Linked DNA regions of Mus musculus: region 1 is linked to region 2. The links are chromatin loops, found by intact Hi-C in ENCODE. Cell type or tissue: left cerebral cortex. All regions are shown on one strand. Links, peaks and the distances in the headings refer to the core of each region. The heading gives the core; the rest is flanking DNA.

Region 1 (9,792 bases), core at 1,164-9,163, 76 kb before region 2:
TAAAACCTGTATATTCAGGGGCTGGAGATGTAAGTCAGTTGTTAGGTGCTTACCTAGTATACACAGGTCCTAAGTTCCAGTCTCAGCACTGCATAAACTGGACATGATGGGGGAATACTTATATAGCAAAGGAAGAGGGCCAGGCAGTCAAGGCCACCTGGACTACAGAATAAGTTCAAGCCAACTAGCTTACAAGAGATCCTGTTTATAAAGTAATAAATTCTGTACATTCAGATTCTCTTGAAACCATTTGAAAAGTGGAAAAATTTGATAACAGTAGTTATAGAATAACCCATGACATTAATTTCCACGTGAAGGACTGATGTTTACATACTTGTGCATGTGTAATGCACATGTGTGTGAAGGTCACGGGTCTCTTCAGTCACTAAACCTGGAACTCATTTGTTTGGCTGGTCTAGCTGGCCAGCGAGTTCCAGCTCCCAGAGCTGGAATGCCAGGCGTGCAAGCATTCCTCACCTTTACCTGAGTGCTGGAGACCTGAAGGCAGGCCTTCATGTTTACAGGGCAAGCATTTTACTGACTACGCGTCATCTCCCCCCCCCCCCGCACCCCCCCCTCCCCGGCCTCATTCATTTTGAAATAATAACGTAGGTGCTTTGATCATTAAACTTCTAATCCATCTCAACCAACCCTCCCTCCCTGATTCCAGTATGCAGGGTATTTTGGTTTTTGTTTTTAATTATTACACTTATGTGTTTATGAGTGTGCAGGCACACAAGAGTAGTGATCAGAGGACTTGCAGGAGTTGGTTCTCTCTTCCCACCATGTGTCAAGTCATCAGTCAGCCTTGGCAGCAAGCACCTTCACCTGAGCCGTCTACCATTCTGTATACAAGTTTTCAATATGTAGTAAATGAAGTCGGGCATGGTAACTCACCCCTGTAATCCTAGCACTCAGAGGTAGAGGCAGGAGAACCACCTTGGGTTCAAGGCCAGGTTAGACTACATAATGAGACCCTATCTCAAAAAGAAACCTAACATGTAATAAATACTACCACTCGCTCTAAAAGATGACAAGGAAACATGGTATTTCTCAAACTTGTTTCTAAGTAACTTTTTCCCACTATCAAACACATTTTGGAAATCCTAACAAATACTTATAGATTTGTAAATATATAAACAATTTTTAAATGAGTATCAAAATAGAGGTGAAGAAAATAGAAACTACTTACAAATATTAGTCCAGATATCAAAGAAGATGTCCCTGTAAGTGCCACATAGAACTTGGGTGTCAGTGAACTTAAAAACCCTGTCACTGTTAAAAGAGAAAACATTAAAGTTTTTACAAAGTACAAATTTTAAGTCCATTGCAATCATGCAAGTATGTTTCAGCAGATGGAGGTAAGCAGTAAAGAAGCCTGGGCTCTGATGAGGCTATGTTCAAATAAGCCTATAGACTAAAAATACTGCAGGTAAAAAATGTAAGCTACATCACTAACCTTCCAGCTGCCATTACTTAGCAACACAATGTCCTGGATAGCACTGCTTGTCTACTCTCCACTTTGTATGAATGCAAGTGGGAAGCACTGGCTTACTGTTGCTGCCCAGTACCATAGAGATCATAATGCTAGCTTGGGAAAAGATCAAAATCCAAAAGTTCTATGGAATGCAGACAGCTTTCCCACTATTGCAAAGCTCAAAAATTCTAAGCTGACTGCCCTAAGTCAGTAACTGTCAACATTAATACCTAAAGTGAAATTAATTTGAAAAAGTTCTTAAAACAAAAGTGGGGGCTGGCAAGATGGCTCAGGGGTTAAGAGCATTGACTGCTCTTCCTAAGGTCCTGAGTTCAAATCCTAGCAACCACATGGTGACTCACAACCACCCATAATGAGATTTGACGCCCTCTTCTGGTGTATCAGAAGACAACTACAGTGTACTATATATAATAATAAATAAATATTTGGGCTGGAGCAAGCAGAGACTGAGAGAGTGGAGTTGACCAGAGCGAGCAGTGGTCCTAAAAATTCAATTCCCAACAACCACATGAAGGCTCGCAACCATCTGTACAGCTAGAGTGTACACACATTAAAATTAATAAATTTTTAAAAAGTGACTTTAAGTTTCCATTGTCTGATATCTTAAGAATCTTCTCATGGATATAAAAGTGAGGTTTTACACTGTTGTTTAGTTAAATAAGAAGTAAATCAAGGGCTGGTGAGATGGCTCAATGGGTAAGAGCACCCGACTGCTCTTCCGAAGGTCCAAAGTTCAAATCCCAGCAACCACATGGTGGCTCACAACCATCTGTAATGAGATCTGACTCCCTCTTCTGGAGGGTCTGAAGACAGCTACAGTGTACTTACATATAATAAATAAATAAATCTTTAAAAAAAAAAAAAAGAAAAAGAAAAAAAAAAAAAAGAAGTAAATCAAAATGAGTGTGTACAGGGCCCTAGGGTCAATATCTAGGGTCAAAGAAAGAAAAAAGAAAATCAAGTCACAGTGAGATAATTTAGCCTGCTTTTCTGAAAATCTAAAATACAAGCTGTAAAAGTAAGTTAGACTAGAACTTCAGCAAATATATAAGAATAAAAAGCTAAATGCACTTTCACAACATGGTCTAAGATAGTCCAGACTGGTCTCAAACTTACTATGTAGCTGAGGCTGGCCTTTAACAACTGATATATCTGTACTGTACTTTCAGTAGCCCAAGTACTGGGATCACAAGCATGTGTCAGCATTCCTGGTTTAAAGCCAGGCTAGCTAGTATATGCCTCTAAATCCACCACTTAAGAAGTGGCTCAAGGGATCAGGATGTCTTGGCAACATCCTGGCCTCAAAGCAACAAGAAGAAGTAGAAAAATAAATGACAAACTCGATGAATAGCACTTTAATGAGCACACAAATTACCATTAAACACTTCACCAACCTATTACAGACAAATTAGACAGTATGTGGTACCAATACTCTAAAATACAAAAAGCATTTTAGAACATTATCCTATGGTCTTTCATGTCATCTCATGAGACAGAAAAGGGAGACCACTGCCTTCTCAAAGGACAGAAAAATTAACAGTGTCACCATCTAACAGAAATATTTCACCAGGCAGTGGTGGCACACAGCCTTTAATCCCAGCACTTGGGAGGCAGACGCAGGCGGATTTCTGAGTTCGAGGCCAGCCTGGTCTACAGAGTTCCAGGACAGCCAGGGCTACACAGAGAAACCCTGTCTCGAAAAACCAAAAAGAAGGAAATATTTCCATCTTCTTCTGAGGCTGCAGCAAAAAATACTGCAATAACGCCACAAAAGATCCAGGAGTCCATCTTTTCATCCTACCTACGGCCAGGGAATAGTATTTGCAGAATCCGCACAGGTCAACACTGCTTACAAGTTTTTATCTTTGGCCCAGGCTACATGACAAACATTGTACAACTGCCGAAGGAAAATATTAAACAAACCCACCGTTGTCTGCACTTCTCTCTCCTCTCCCTTTCCTAGACTATCTTATTACTCACAATAAAAATATTACGAAAAACGTCTCTTAACCGAACTGTCTTACAATAAAAGTATGGTCCACTAAAATCATAGCATTTTCTATCGTGTATGACAGATGTGCTTATCTTGCTTTTCTGGGTGTGAGTTCTTTTAAGTTAGGCAGCTGGGAAACTCTGAGGTACGACTTTTCAAGGGGCCCTGCAAACGATAGGAATGTCTATAAACTGTGTGTACACATCTGGGAATGCTCTCTTCTGTCCTACTACCTGGAGCTTGCAGCGTGTCAGGTAGCTTTTCCTGTGGTAGCGTAGACAGAATAGAGAGGGCGAACCTTCAGCGATCTAGGGAGGGGCCGGGAAACTGCAGCACGGTTCTAACAATCAGCTGCCGGGTGGAGGTGGCCCAAGCGACAAAAATAAACCCACTGGAGCATGCAACACCAATTTCCTTCTGCAAAGCCCTCCATGTCTCCCCGAGAATCTCTGATCTTTGGCACTTGTCCCCGACTGTCCGGGAGGTTTGGGCCTCTCACCCGCTGTCACGTTGTCACACAGCCTCAGCGGGACCCTCAGAGCGTAAAGCAGCCCCAGCCCCGCCAGGAACCACAGCGTGGACCCAGAGTTCGCCAACCCGGCCTTCAGCCGCTCTTTCCAGCCCAGCGGCGGGCCCAGGCCCAAGCCAGGAACAGGTGCATGGGGACACCCCACGGCCCGCGCGGCTTCCGCGAAGTAGTCTCCGTCCGCCATCTTGCGGCTCCGGCAGGCGCCGGGACCTGGGAGGGGAGAAGGGCCGGAAACCCGGAGTCGGGAATCCTGGGATAGTGGCGGACTTGAAGCTGGCCTCTGTCTAGGCTGAGTCCTGGGGAACTGGCTGGAGATCTGGAAGGTGGCGGAGCGCGGTGGCCGACTGAGGGGCTACCTAGTCCTCTAGGAGGGCGGGGAAGCATCTGATGGTGGCGCTTATTCTTCTGGAAACGGACTCAGTGTGGCGCCGGAGGGAAGTGGTTTTTCTTCCATACGTGGTTGAGGGTAACCTGTCGCCCTGTGCCGGGGTCGGAAAAGTACTGATGTCTCAAAGAGCCGAGCAGCTCTTAGTGCCCTGGACTCGGCGGCCCAGGAGACCAACCGGATCAGAAAAACTTAGAGGTGTAGCAACTGCTCCATGACCAGAGGGAGCCCAGACGCCACGCAAGAGTCGAGGCCCGCCACCAAGCACTCCAGGACGAATGGGAAAGTGACCGGAACTCAGGGAGAAAGATGTTAAGGCTGCAAAGCCCCGAGGGGCAAGCCGACTTCCTAGAGCGCCGACTCCAGGCTGTCACACCCGCGCGGAACTGACATGGCGCCCTCTTGGCCTGAGCTTCCGGGCGGCTCCTTCCGACGGCCCCTCGGTGATTCCGCCACTCAGCTTCCTTCCCGGCCTGCCTCGCGCCGGCCCGCCGGGCTGGGCCAGAGCAGCCAAGATGGCCGACTTTGAGGATCGGGTGTCGGATGAAGAGAAGGTAAGGGGTCCGCCTCTCTCTTTTACTTCCTTCCTCGACGGGGCCCAGGGGTCCGAGCCGGCAGCAGTGAGAAACCTGGCGGTGCCCCCAGGAAGAAGAAGGTTGTTTCCCGGTGCTGGCATAGTCCCTCTGGCCCCGGGACGCTTCCTTCCTTAAAGGAGCTTTCGTCTGCCTCACGGTGGCCCCAGTCCCCCAGTCCTCAACTCTTTTCATCCTGGACAGAGCACAACCTTCTTTCAAGAGGAGACACTTTGCCTGATTGACTTTTAACTCTAGACTCTTTTCTGTAATTATAAGAGAGGAGGTGAAGGTGATGTCGGGACGTGTCAGGCAGCAGTTATTTTACCGCTTTTGGCAGTTGGGGCTCACCCCATCCCCCCATTTATAGGTATGATTGGGGTTAGTTTAGAACGAGTCACTTCCTGATCAGAGTGGCCTCCTTAACTTCCCTTTTGCTCCTCCTTCCTCAGGAAGTGATTTTGCTGTCAGGACTCCTTGTCAGGGAGGGAGAGGTCCTCTGGTGGTGTCTGTCCACCGAAATACACACCCTCTCTCATCTTTTCTCTACTACTGACGATTAAACTAATTGGATAAAAATAAATCAGTAAACCTCAAGGGATTTGCTTAAGAATTTGACCAGCACCTTTATTCCTGCCTATGCTCTCTTGTGTGAACGTTTAGCCCCAAGGTGACTCCGTCCCTTCTGTCTTAATCTTAACTATAATTTTTTTCAAAGTCTTTTGTTTTGTTTTGTTTTTTTAACTTCCTGTTAAGCAGTGAGAAATAGCCAGACGACTTTTTTTTCAACTCCAGAAAGGTTAAATGGGTCGTAAATAAACCTCACATTTAACACATTCGGTTTGGATGAAACACCCAACCTTTTTTGATGACCTACTATGGTGCTTTATAGCTGGGTATGTCAAGAGTGTCGTTTGTGTACATAGATCTTTAAAAGTGTTTTAAATACCAGGGTGTATTCCAAATTTGATAGTATAACTTTTTCTGACAACGTACATTTGCTAAACTGTCCAAAAAGGAAAGTACTTAGTTCTTCCATAAACACAGACTCTTAGGGCTGCTACAAGTTAGAATGGTCTCATTAGCTAACTTAGGGACAAGAATATGTCTTTTGTTTCCTGCAGTGACTGTTACAAAGTATGTGCTCTCCAATGTTCTATAAAATCTGCCTGGGTTCTTCGAAAAAGAAATTGGAGATTGTTGACAGGGGAACAGACTATTTTTAATCACTTCTTCAAAAAGAATAATTTAACATACACCTGTGTATGAATGAGCCACTGTCTTTAAATGCTGAAAAGGGTGCTTACCACCTTTATAAACCACTTACCAGGATCCAGGGTGGCAGTTTGTTAGTAGAGTCTTAGCATGTGCAACATCCTGTGTTTGAACTTAAGCATTAGTAGGACAAAAACTAAAAAGCCACCAAATAACACTTTAGTGTTGATTCTCTTTTTTCTTTCTTTTTTTGTTTTTGTTTGTTTGTTTGTTTGTTTTCGAGACAGGGTTTCTCTGTATAGTCCTGACTGTCCTGGAACTCACTCTGTAGACCAGGCTGGCCTCGAACTCAGAAATCCGCCTGCCTCTGCCTCCCAAGTCCTGGGATTAAAGGCATGCGTCACCACGCCCGGCTAGAGTGAATGTTTTTATTCCTTTTCTTAAGACTGGGTCGGGTTTGGCTCATATAAACATCTCATTATACAGCCAAGAGTGACCCCAACCCCTAATCTGCTTGTCTCTGTCTCTCAAATACTGCAGTTATCGGTGCATACCATCACACTTAACTTTATTGCTTAGTTTTAGTAATAGTAGAACAAGCCAGTCATAACTAGTAAATCTACCCCGGAACTTGTAATAAATTCTATTCCTACTTTAGTAAAGAGCTTTTAGTTTTTGTTTTGTATTTTTGGGACAAATTCTTGCTATGTAGTTCTAGCTGGTCTGGAACCTGCTCTGTAGACTGGACTGATCTCCAATTTGTCCTCCTGCCTCCGTCTCCCACGATTCTGGGTTTAATAGAGGTTTTTTTCTTTGTTGTTTTTAATTGACTACATTATCTTTATTGGTGTAGATAATGTGGTATAATGATACAGTAAAAATCCTTATGATTTGAGCCAGGCATGGTGGTGTATGCCTTTAATCTAAACACTCAGGAGGCAGAAGCAGGTAGATCTCTTGAGTTCAAGGCTAGCCTTGTCAACATAGTGAGTTCCAGGACTACATAGAGAGACCCTAGTAACTTGAGATTCCTGTAGTTTTATTAGATTCCTTTCCTCAGAGCTGACAGGCACATTCATATCTCTTTAAATCTATGAGTAGAAAGAAAGGGTTGCTGGGCGGTGGTGGTGCTGGTACAACATCTTTAATTCCAGCACTTGGGAGGCAAAAGCAGGTGGATTTCTGTGAGTCTGAGGCCAGCCTGGTCTACAAATTGAGTTCCAGGACAGCCAGGGCTATACAGAGAAACCTTGTCTCAAAAAGAAGGAAAAGAAAGGACTTTGTAAGACTTCTTGATTTTTGAGCTTCTTTCCTACTTTGCCTGCTTTCCCTTCTAATCTTTAGATTGATTTTAACAGATTAAAAAGCTAGGGGAAAAGGCTGGTCCTGGTGATACCTGTCTATAATAATTTCAGCTCTTGGGAGATAAAGGCAAAGAGGATTAGGAATTCATGCCCATCCTTGGCTACATGAATGAAATACTTTCTCAAAAAAAAAAAGTTTTGGGGTGTGTGTGTGTGCGTTTTGAGAAGAGATTTTACTGATTTGAATGTCTTGGGATTCATAAGCAAGTAACCCCTGATGAGGTTTACTTATTTTGATTTATTGAGACAGTCCAAATCCTGTAGCTCAAGCTGATCTGGAACTCACTATGGAGCCCAGACATAACTCCCAGTGACTCTTCTGTCTTGAGGTCATTGGTGTCAGGCTTATAGTCGTGAGCCACTATCCAAGCAGTACAAACTAATCTTAAAAATCTTTCCTGGCCTGGTGACCAAGGCCTATCATCCTAATTGCTTAGGAAGCTGAGGCAAGAGCATAGAAAAATGTAAGGTCTGTCCAGGCTACAGAGCAAATTGAAGTACAGCCTGGAAAACTTGGAGAGTCTGTCTCAAAAACTGGAAGGGAGGTGGGAGATGGACTGGCTATGTAGGTCAGTCAGTGGTAGAGCGAGCACTCACCAGTATCTGCAAAGTCATGTGGACCAGTCTGCAGGTCTGCAGGTCTTATTTGAGCATTAGTTTCTACTTTGAATTCTTGGAAAGAAATCCAGAATTTTCATTTTCTTTGTTGCTAAAGACTTCAAATGTGTTTAGTTTGGGATAGGTATGTTTTGTTGTTATTGTTTTATTTTTTAAAGTATGCATGGTGTGGTCCCAAAAGGAATAATTTAATAATCTTATCTTTGTATGTTTTGTGAAAGCCGTAAGCCCTGACATAACTTTGCCATTTGAGGCTGTTGATTTCTCTCAAGCATTTCTATAAAGGCAAGTAAATCATTTTTATAACCAGCTGGTAAAGGTTTTATCACTTTTAAAGAGGAAGGTTTTTTGGTTTTTTTGGTTTTTCTGTCCCCATCCCCCCCTTTCTTCATCGTTACCTGAAATGGTCAGAATGAGCTGTCCTAAACAAAGCAGGAAGTGAGAAGGTTAGTAACAGGCGGATAAGTGCTTCTAGTCTTATCCCTTAAATGAGTTTCTGGAAACTATTCCAGGTACCTGTGCTTTTCAGTTAACTTAGTTCCAAATGCTTACCAAGACCAAGATAGCTTAATTAGGAAGTTTGAGGTATGAGATGAGTGATGCATTTGGGTTCTCTGCCTCTCCTGTTTTCTTTATTTCATGATTCAGCATTGACTTGTTGTTGTTACTGTTGTTTTGGATTTTCAAGACAGGGTTTCTCTGTGTAGCCCTGGCTGTCCTGGAACTCACTCTGTAGACCAGGCTGGCTTTGAACTCAGAAATCCACCTGCCTCTGCCTCCCAAGTACTGGGATTAAAGGCGTGTGCCACCATGCCCGGCAATTTGTTGGTTGTTTTTTTTTTAATGTTTTATTTGTTTGTTTCCAACAATGTGAAAAGAATTCTAGGATTGAACAAAACTGATTAGCATGGTTTTTCCTTTTTAACCTAATAAATAAATATGTGCATATAACTTTAAAAATACTGAGAAGTGGATCTGTATGATTTTAATTTAGACAGAGGTCTCATTTGTAAGAGTTTGTTTGGTTTTTGTTTTGTTTGTTCCATTGGATATTTGGGTCTTGAAACAGTCCCATTCTGTAGCTCACAGTCTCCCCTCAGTCTCTGGGGACTCCTGTTTCAGCTTCATGGGTGCTGGGATTATAAGCATGTGGCTGTCACACATCACACCTGGCTTAAGGACTTCTTTTTTAAAAAAGCTTTTTTGTTTAATTGCTTTGTTCTGTTTTTAAAGCAAGAACGTAGTATGTAGCTCAAGCTAGCCTAGAATTGGTTATGTAGCCAAGGCTGCCCTTGAACTGACATTCTGTCTCAGCCTCCTGAATGCTGGAATTACAAATGTAAATTGTAAAAACTGCTGCTGCAGCCACCGCCTCCTCCTCTTCCTCCTCCTCCTTCTAGAAACAAGTTTATCAAACTATGTAGTAGAGATGTAAAAAATATAAATGGGGCAGTGAGAGATGCTTATCGAGTAAAGATACTTGCTGGACAAACCTGGTGCCTGCATTCACTGTCGGGATCACAGATAAATGTGAAGGGAGAGAAATGACCTCACAGAGCTGTCCTCTGGCATCCACACATCCACACTCCCTACCTACCTTAATAATAGCAACAGTTTT
Region 2 (9,792 bases), core at 1,221-9,220:
GGGCAAGTCGCTTCTCTGATACTTCAGTTACTTGGGGGCCCTTCTAGTTCTTCCCAGCATTCGGACAGGACAGCAGATGAACGTCACAGTCCCGCTACCACTGGCTATCAGCTGTTTGCATCTCGGCTGGGAAACTTGCCTCACCACCAGCAGCGCAGCCCCACCCACCTGTTTCATCTTGGCCAGCTCTCTCCTGGTATGCTCATCTTGCCTCAGGTCCTTTTTATTCCCCACTAGGATGATGGGCACGTTGGGACAAAAGTGCTTCACCTCTGGGGTCCACTTCTCAGGAATGTTTTCTGCAGAGATATCACCAAAACGTGGATGTACCCACTTCTACTTAGCAACAGAAGCCAGGTCTTCTATAGCAGCCCTGGAGTCTACTGAACAGGCAGTACCTTGCACAGCTCAAAGCCCTTTGCAGTGAACACTCCTCACCCCAAGGGCTACTGTCTCTATAGCAAAGGAGACTTGCAGGACCTACATGCTCCCAAGATTCTTCCAAAGCCTTACCCAAACTGTCAGGGCTGTCAATGGAGAAACACATGAGGATGACGTCAGTGTCCGGGTAGGAGAGAGGCCGCAGGCGATCGTAGTCTTCTTGCCCAGCTGTGTCCCACAGAGCCAGCTCCACCTGACACACAAGGCTATTGAGCAGTTGGCCTGAGGGCCCCAACCCTACCACCCTGAGGCCCTCTGAAATCACTCATCCTATAAGCTAGCTGAACAACATCTTAACTGCTCGCTATGTGCTGGGTTGTATTGATCAGTCACAAAACCAATGATCCACTTCTCTTAAGATCTAAGATGGGTTTGATCTTGGTGTAGTATGAGCTGCCACTGTCAGCAGCATTTAGTTCTTAGGACAACCCTTTGGGAGAAGTCTCACTCTCATTCACATTTTGCAGTAGGGAGAAGTTAAGCCCACAGGCAAAAGGGACTTGGCTCAGATTCCAGAGCCAGTATGTGGTCCAACCAGATAGTGCATCCAGGTTTTCTACAGTTCCAGTTTCACTTCCTAACTTCTGCTGGTTCCAGCAGGGAAATAAAGAAGGAGGTGGGTGGTAAGGAAGGACATCCATGGGCCCCGTGTGACTGGGGGAACAGGCTTCCCAGCCAGGAAAACAAGAAATACATGGCTTTCACCTGCTTGCCATCCACTTCGATGTCGGCTATATAGTTCTCAAAGACGGTAGGCACGTAGACCTCTGGAAACTGATCTTTGCTGAAGACAATGAGGAGGCAGGTCTTCCCACAGGCACCGTCACCCACAATCACCAGCTTCTTTCGGATCGCAGCCATGGCTGAAACTGGCAGGCAGGTGGCAGTGGGGATTTGAGGAGGGGAAAGCCAGTAAATTCAATAACACTTATCTAGCCACCCACCCCCTCAAGCCTGCCTAGAAACCACAGCATCCAGCAAAGGAAGAGAAGAGGGTTCGCCAAGGCCTGTTCTTGCCAAGAACCAATCCTGCAGGCAGAAGACCTTACAACTTCATCTCTCCAGCTGCCTGTTAGGTGGATGGTGGCCTTCCCATTTGAAAACAAAACAAAAAACTCTTTATTGGCCGAGGCACATACACATGTGGTGGTAAAAGACAAGTCAGTCTACCTTTGCATGGGGTCCTGGAATCAAACTCAGGTGACTATGCTTGCTTTGCAAGCACCACGCCCACTGAGCATCTCCCGGGTCCCTCTCGCTGACTCCGGGCCTTCCTGACATAAGCAGGAAACTGAGGCTCAGTGTGGTTTAGACAAAAGTACAGGGACAGCTCTCAAAACAGGACTTTGTGATGCAGTCTGTCTTGCCTACATGGCACTTCACAGGTGAGAGCAGAAGTGGGAGAAGCTAAGCCAGAGGCCAGTGGAAGCAGGCTGGCTTCCCTGACCCACCCCCTTCCCTTCCCCAAAGTCTCAAGTCACACAAAGAAGGCTCAGTCCTGGCAGCTCACGGTCAGGCAGCCTGTTCCGCTGCCTCCCCACCACCACCACCACCCATCCCCTTTTCTGGGCCTGGCAGCAACACTGGGTCACTCAGCCCCTGACAGGGGACAATGACCACACTGTGGGGAGCCACACATCTATCACAGCATTGCTGTGACGGAGCTAAACCCACTCGGGAATCACCTCCACCCACTCTCTGGAACAGCCCCTTCCTCCTTGTGACCAGCTGACCCTTAGGCCCAGCAGACACCTCCCTGTGACTCAAGATAAGGAAGGAGTCAGCTTCTCAGAGTTTATATGTGTCCTACACCCCAGCACACGTGAACGAGCAGTTCAGACCACAGGGAGCTGACCGGGTCAGTGAGGTCTCCAGACCTACACAGCCTGGCAAGGATCATGCCAGACAGAGTAGAGATGAAGCGAAGGCTGTGGGGGAGGGAACCAGAGCCTGGGCTGGGAGGAGCCTCCAAAGAAAGGACTAGTGAGGATCAGTCTAAGCTTTTGACCAGGCAGGGAGCAGTTAAGAAGGGCACAGTAACCTGAGCTCAGCCCCAAACTTGGCTTTGCCTTTCAGTCCCACATCCTGTCTGGCTCTGCTCAACTCTTAGCTCCCTACAAACCACCTCAAACCCTGGCCTGTGCCTGCCTTTTAGGAAGCAGAGTACTCCAGCCCCAGGCTGATTCTTTTCAGCATCAGGCGCCTGGGTGGTTCCTCCCTCCCCTACACCTACACACACACACACACACACACACACACACAAAACTGGGATGTGAGGAAAGAGGACATGAGTCACAGAGAATTTATAGGAGTTGCGTATGCACAGCCACACTTACCACCCCCCATCTCAAGGGGCTTTCCCTGGTACCCCCGAAAGACTGGGAAGAAGGCATTCGCTATGCTGCATATCTCCTTCAAAAATGAGGTCTGAGAGGTATATCCAGGTAACCCACAGGATTTCCTCCAACTTCCCCACCTACTCCCATTAATTCAACCAGTCTAGCTGTACACAGGCTGGCGGGGACAGCCCCAAGCCAGGGTGGGCAGTGTGGATGGAGCGTGATCCCTAGGACACTTAAACACTAGTCACATCCCCATGCGTGAGCCCCGGCTGTCCCACAGCAGCAAGGCGGCTGAGCATCTGATGGTGGGAGGCAGAGGCCGGAACTTCGTGGCTGTGTTAGAGCCTCCAGCTCCGAAGACTTTGCATCTAGGCTCTGCTTAGGCCAGAATAATTGGGGACTCAGGCCAAGCCGGGACATTAGGCCGAAGGCCAACATGGCATGGATGGCCTGGCTAACACTCCCTGTGAAAGGCGGCTCCAGCGGAACTGCCCCACTAACCCTAAGAGAGACAACGAAAACTTCACCCAGGGCCGGGAGAGGGGTCTGGAACTTCTGGGACCTTCCCTAGGACAAGCCACTAGCCTTCCTTATTCTCTTGATTTCCCAGGTGATCCAACAGGCCTTTGTACTCTGCTCCCCCCGAGATCTAGGCGAGGAATCACTCTTCGGGCAACACCTTTTCCTTAACTTTAAAGCCAGAAGTCAAGGAAGAGCTGGACTCCAGCTTTCAGCCCAATTCCCTAACACTCCCTAACTTCCCAAGAGGGTACGAGGAAGAGTTGGGGATTGGGGTGTTTTGTTCTTCCCCACCCCCCTTCACTCTCAGACACATATACACAACACAGGAGCGGGATCTTTCCTAGTCTTCTCAACCTCTCAGCTCAGATCAGCTCCAAAACCCGTCTAGGGCGGCGTCCAGACCCGCCAAGCAGTAGCAGCCTCCAGTGGTCACATCCCATCCCTATTCCCGCCATTCCCCATCCCAGGCCAGAACTCCCACCCCTAGCCAGCCTGAGGCCCTGTTTCTTACTCCCTGCCCGGAACTGGAGCGTCTGGGTTGAGTCGCTCACGGAGATCTAAGTGTGTCCCTGGCCCAGCTAGGGAGGTCCAGAAAGGAAAGACTCAGAAAGGGAAGGACTCTGGGCTCTGGTTCGAGAGCTTGGAAGGCTAGAGCGCCTGGCCCACAGCTTGGGGCGCTCTCTCTTGCCTGGCCCGGAACACCCCCCGCCCCCCAAGCCGCTCCCGGAGCGATCCGGGAATCGGGAAAGTGCTCTCCTCCGAGGTCAGTTCCCACGACGCCTCGCCACCCACCAGCTGGGGCCCCGGTACCTTGGGCTCCACCGCCTCCAGCTGCGCGGCCAGTGCCGGAGGCTGAGACTGACCCGGGCCCCGCCCCACTCTCCAGCACCGCTCTGGGGCGGGTCCATCAAGGGAAGGGGGGGGGGGTCGACGGGGGCGGCCCTTAGCTTGGCCCGCCTCCGCTCCCGGCCCCGGGCGGCCGCAGGTCACCCCGGCTGAGGACCCGGCAAGGGGCGTAGGGCTGGCTGGAGCTGGAGGAACTGTGCCCGGAGATGTCTGGATTGCTGGGTGGTGAGCGGGCGGGTGGGACCCCGGATAACTCGGCCTCTGCCCCACTTCCAACCCGTGGGGGGCGGACCAGCTTCGGGAAAGTTGAGCGGCTTCCAGGGTGGGGTCAGCGAGGGCCACTGCTGCCCTCGCGTGGCCATCCAGACCTCGAAGCTCCAGTATTTCCTACACCCTACCCGTGACCGAGGGGATGGGTTATACAGAAGCTGCCCACTCTCTTATCCAGGAATCACTGCAGTAAGTGCAACGTGACGCTATCCAGAGCCCTGGAGACCTTTTGTGATCTGCAGTCCCCAGCCACCATCGCCTTAAAAGTCCCTTCCTTCCTTCGCTGGGAATTTCCCGACGTCCTGTTAAGAGCACACTCCTGGAAGTGCTGCCGTGTCCTCAGCTGGAAACTGACCTCACACTCCTATTGTATTGTTGTGCTGTTGATCCCAATCTGAGGTGTTACTTACCTGATCCTGTATCTCCTTCCTTATAAAGAGCCAAAGAAATGGGTGTATAAGGAAATCTACCAATGCTTTATTTACTAGTGCTGGATACTTTAAACACACAGGTCTCTAACTCTGGAATAAGTTCACCCATACCCGTTCCCTTTTGCCTGTAAAGAAAATGAAGCCCAGAGAAGTGGTTTCTCACTATTTGTGACAGCAGGAATTTCCAGTGAGGTGAGCCACGATGACACACAAGAAGCAAAGGCAGATGGATCTCTATGAGTTAATTCCAGGCCATCCTGGGCTACAAAAACTAAATCAGTCAAATTTACAAGCAGGCCTGTGAGGCACCCAGGCAGGTGCTGGCTGCCTGCTGCCTGCCATGCTCCCCCTCCTACCTGCCCTCTGTACCATTCAACCAAACTCTGCTCGTCATAGGTTTCAACAAGTATTTCCCAGAATAAATGTATGTCATATGGAGTCTACTGCAGGTGCAGCTGGCCGGGTGGTTCATGCCTGTCATCTCAGCACTCCCGAGGGGGCAGAGTTACCACAAATTCCAGGCCAACATAGGCTGTGGAGTGAAGCTGTCTCAAATCCAGGCAGACAACATACGTAGACACTCACTCAGGATTGGAAGCATGGACCATACATTTGATAAATCATATAACTGAGGTGAAGGGTGTTTTGTCCACCAGGCCTCTGAATTCATTCAGTAAACATTGGTTGAATGTGAACTGAAAACTATGTACTAACCATGAAACTCTGCCTTCAGATAACGTATAGTCTAGCCCAGCAGTGGTGGTGCATGCCTTTAATCCCAGCTCTTGAGAGACCAAAGCAGGAGGATCTCTATGAGTTTGAGGCCACCCTAGTGTCCCAAAACTACTTAGCTAATTCTAGGACAGCCAAGGCTACACAAAGAAACCCTATCTTGAACAAAACATAGATAAAAATAAGCAAACAAACTTACAGTCTAAATGAAGAACAGACAGTCGAACATAGCTAACAGTTCTTGAAGCTTTATTATGTGAACCTTGTCCTTCCCCACCCATACCATGTTTAGTTCTTACGAGGCATTATTGTTATCTACAGTTTAATGAGGCGTGGAGGCTCAAAGAAGTTAGTGTTTGGGGGTCAAAACACTCAGACTTACAAGTCCCTGCTCTTGGGGCTGGAGAGATTGCTCATGGTTAAAAGCACTGGCTGCTCTTCTAGAGGACCTTGGTTCAATTCCCAGCACCCACATGGCAGCACACAACTGTCTATAACTCCAGTTCCAGGGAGTTTCAGTTCCAACACCCTCATACAGACACATGCGCAGGCCAAACACCAATGCACATGAAACTAAAAATAAATTAAAAAAAAAAAATAAAGAGTCCCCTGCTCTTAATGGCTACTTCCCATTGGCTCCTCCTACAGACAGTTATAATCCTGGAGGTAATTGCCTTGGCAGCATCTAGGGGCTGTAGGGTACTCAGTCCTGGAGAGCAGATGAAATAGTCAAGAAAAGGTAGTGTGGGATATAAACTAAGTTGGAGCTATGACAAGCCAGAGTTTGGAGGCAGGAGGGTGGTAAAGATAGTGAAACAGTAGCTGGAATCACATTATGAAGGTTCTGAGATGCCATGCTCAGGACTTTAACCTTAGTTCTCTTCTGGGCATAACAATGAGTCACTGAAGTTAGGAAGTTGGTGTAATAAAGTGCTAATGTGGTGATGAGGAAGGCAGAAAAGAAATAAAGGTAAGTATGAAAGAGCTTTAACTGATCAACAAACAGTATAGTCACACATCCATTCCTTAATAGAGATGTTATAAGGATTGTTGCTAGGGAATTTCATCATTGTGTAAATAGCAGTAAGTGTCCTCACACAAACCTAGATGATCCAACCTAGGACACAGCTCGGCTACATTGTATATACCATCATATAGACAGCTGATTTCCGGAAACATTACATGGACTGCATGACTGAAGTAGCCAAGAATTGTGAAGCCAGGTGTGATCAATGGCTGCATTACTAACTTGCGCAGCCATGATGATACCCACTGAAAGGATGAAACAGGAGAATTATTTATGGGGGAAATTCATGAATTCAGTTTAAGGTGTGTGGAAGTAACAGAGTTCTGTGGAGGAGATGGCTGGCATGTGTGGGCTCAAAGCTCAGCAGAGGTTTGGGCTAGACACCCAGGCTTGGCAGACATCGACAGATGGAAGAAGCCACAGATGGGGCCACTCGTGGCAAGTATGTGAAGTGGAAAAAGGGGGACAGCAGGAGAATCTGGGCAAGTCACACTCTTTAGGAGTGTTCTGGTGTTCTTTCCATTGCCCACTTTTCAGGGTCTGGTCAAAGCAAATAATGACACACAACGTTTATCCATCTGGTTTATTTGCCAGTTGCTGTAATTTTGGATCTAGCAGGCATCCCTTTGTTCAAATGGCCACTCTCGAGTCAGGGACACAACTTCCGTGTTTGGGCAGGAGAAGGGTGATAGTGGAGAGGCTGGGGTGGCATTGAGAGGGATGGGGCTGAGCCCATCAGGAGTAACTGCTGCCTGGCCCGCCCAGGGGGATGACGAAGACCGAGATGTCATCCCCGGAACCCAGCTTGTTGTTTGGGAGACGCCAGCCACGGTCCCGGGGGATTCCCCGGGCCCCCAGGACCAGAGCTTGGGCCAGAGCTGTATACCTGCCAGGAGTACATGTGTACATTCATGTACCAATACGTATATGAGAAGACAGATACACGGGCCCACATGTGGGTCTCCGGGCTTCTTTTCCCTTTGCCCCTTCCTTCACCAGGACTACCCCCCCCCAACACCTTGCCAGGCAACCCCCTACCTGCTGGGATCATTGGGCTCATAGGATGACAGCACCCTGTCCACAGTGGCAGCTACCTCAGAGTCATTGGTCACATCCCACAAGCCATCTGTTCCCAGGACCAGCACATCATCTGGACAGTGCTCATACTGCGTCAGATCATACACTCGTACCTGGGAGGCGGAGAAAGAGAGAGGGGCTGGTGGTGTTCATGAGGAAAGGAGGTTGGAGATAGAAGCCAGCCACAGCCTCCTAAAAGGAAAGAAGGTGTGCTCACTTCAGGAAAGCAGGAGAGGAAAGGCTTGATGGACAGAGTAGAGCTGCAGACCTTAAGGTTGTGGTCTCCCAAGCCCCGTGTCACCCCAATGGTAGCCATTACCCGGGCCTGTGGAAATGAGAAAGAACGCTGCGATTTAGTTCCTCTCTCAGACTCACTGAAACCATAGCGTCCACCCACACCTACTGTCTGGTGAGACCTCCACCTCCCTGGATCCCTGGACAAGCAGCGATGGGTCTTCCTGCCCTCTCCCACCTCTACCTCAGGGTTTTACCTTTTTGCCCTCCCCACAGACCAGAGGAAACCTGAGATCCTCCACCTCAATCTTTTTGTAGGCCCTGAGGAGGGAGGAGTAGAGGAGGCATCACGCGGGTGGCAAAGCCCCTACCCCTAGGAACAGCAACCCCCCCGCCCCCAAACCCGTCCAGGAGTGGCCATCTTTCCCAACTTCCAGCCTGACCCAGCCTCCAGCGTCCACCTACTGCTGGTGAAGGACTGGTGACTTTGCCATGGGAACGGCCCCAGCTCTGAGGGAAGTTACCAGCCAGTCATATTCTGGTCCCTGTACAGCATCCTCTGCCCTAGTTCCTTGGGCTGAACTCTTCGGGGAAATTCAAGGTGGGTGAACTCACTGCCCAGCAGTTCTGGTTTCAGGAAGCCCTGAGGTTAGGAAGGGCCAGACAGGAGAGAGGCCATTTCATTTATATCGCACCCTTAGCCAATGTGTAGCTCTTAAATTATAACTAAACCTTAAAATTTACTGCAGGCCACACACTCCTCTAATATTAGCATGAATGGACTCATTCGCCCCTCACAGAAGCCAGCAAAGCACAAACAATTGAGTAAGGGGCTTGTCAGAGGTCACACAATTAGCAACATAGGATTCAACCCCAGGTAATCAGGATAGAGAGACCACAAGAGAGGATGCACGAAGATAACACACCCTTGCTCCGGCCTTTGTTATTCTCACCCCCGCCCCCACCTCTGACTCTACTTCCTTCCTGGGGCTACACAGACAGCCCAGGCTCCTTCCGGCTGCATTACCCCTTCAGCTCACCCAACACCCCACAGACGTCCACGCAGCACCTTCCCAGGAAGTTCCCAGTGGGAAGCTTTGAAAGGCTTGAGAGGAAAGACCAGGGATAGGGATTTTAGCCCCTGCTTACAAGCAGCTGAAGACGCTGGCGCTCCGTCTCTGGTGTGAACTCCCGGGACATCGGAATGATCTCCCCATTTCGGACAATGATGGCCCTGCCCAGAGACAGAAAGAGTCTGGACCTGGCTTTCTCGGTCTGAGTGGAGAATTCCATGCAGGAGGACCAGGCCCTCCCCATAATGAGCCTGATGATGTCTTGCCTGGGTCCTCATCTCTCCGTCCCCCGTGGATATGGCAACCTTTCCTTATATCTTACTGATCACTGCGGTCTTTAATACTTAACCCAGCACCCCTTCACTCTCTGCATTCCCCTCATCCTAGGGAGGATGTTCCCCTTTTACGGCCACTCTCAAAGCCCTCTTCCCACTCACCTGCTGTCACCTGCGTTAGCCACATACATCTTGCCTAGCAGGTACAGCACCACTAGTGCACAGCAGCCCCCTTCCACTTGGTGGCCACGCCGCTCCCGAGCCATCTGCTCATCCTGCCAGGTGAGGAAGGGTCAAAGGAAACAGAAAAACCTGCGGCACATAGTCACCTACTCCACCTTGCACCTCTCCAGGCCAGAGTGGAAGAGAAGAGGACCACACAGGGTAACAGGACCAAGCTCCGCTCAGGCTCTCAAAGGCAGTGTGGATTCTAGGGTTCACCCACCCACCTCCACCTCACAGTGTTGACTAGAATGCCTACTTAGCACATTATTGGCCTAGGCCATCCACTCACCATGAGAT

What was found. A loop is a pair of places that touch in the nucleus more often than their neighbours do. Peaks named below come from ENCODE experiments on the same cell type or tissue, not always from the same donor. Only the 100,000 strongest peaks of a DNase experiment are listed, where the experiment ranks them.
Region 1: it touches region 2 in a loop (8-fold over the local background); 18 of 42 quality-filtered maps call a loop at or near these places.

What each region holds. Positions count from the first base shown.
Region 1 is chr3:104,859,507-104,869,298 of GRCm38, reverse strand. It overlaps Capza1 (capping protein (actin filament) muscle Z-line, alpha 1), which reads left to right and starts at 4,794. Exons shown (of 10, transcript NM_009797.3): 1 at 4,794-4,959. The coding sequence starts at 4,921. It overlaps St7l (suppression of tumorigenicity 7-like), which reads right to left and starts at 4,793. Exons shown (of 14, transcript NM_153091.3): 1 at 3,991-4,793; 2 at 1,193-1,275. The coding sequence starts at 4,204. In left cerebral cortex, for the core only: a CTCF peak has its summit at 2,551; DNase peaks (open chromatin) are centred at 4,249, 4,831 and 5,369; H3K4me3 peaks cover 3,374 bases; H3K27ac peaks cover 1,841 bases.
Region 2 is chr3:104,783,407-104,793,198 of GRCm38, reverse strand. It overlaps Ppm1j (protein phosphatase 1J), which reads right to left. Exons shown (of 10, transcript NM_027982.2): 3 at 9,785-9,792; 4 at 9,433-9,545; 5 at 9,072-9,156; 6 at 8,447-8,565; 7 at 8,180-8,243; 8 at 7,906-8,013; 9 at 7,650-7,801; 10 at 7,181-7,497. The coding sequence ends at 7,347. It overlaps Rhoc (ras homolog family member C), which reads right to left and starts at 4,165. Exons shown (of 5, transcript NM_007484.2): 1 at 4,116-4,165; 2 at 1,147-1,310; 3 at 514-634; 4 at 169-299. The coding sequence starts at 1,302. In left cerebral cortex, for the core only: CTCF peaks have their summits at 1,329 and 4,499 (motif pointing left); DNase peaks (open chromatin) are centred at 2,683, 3,082, 4,159, 4,470 and 2 more places; H3K4me3 peaks cover 1,930 bases; H3K27ac peaks cover 2,875 bases.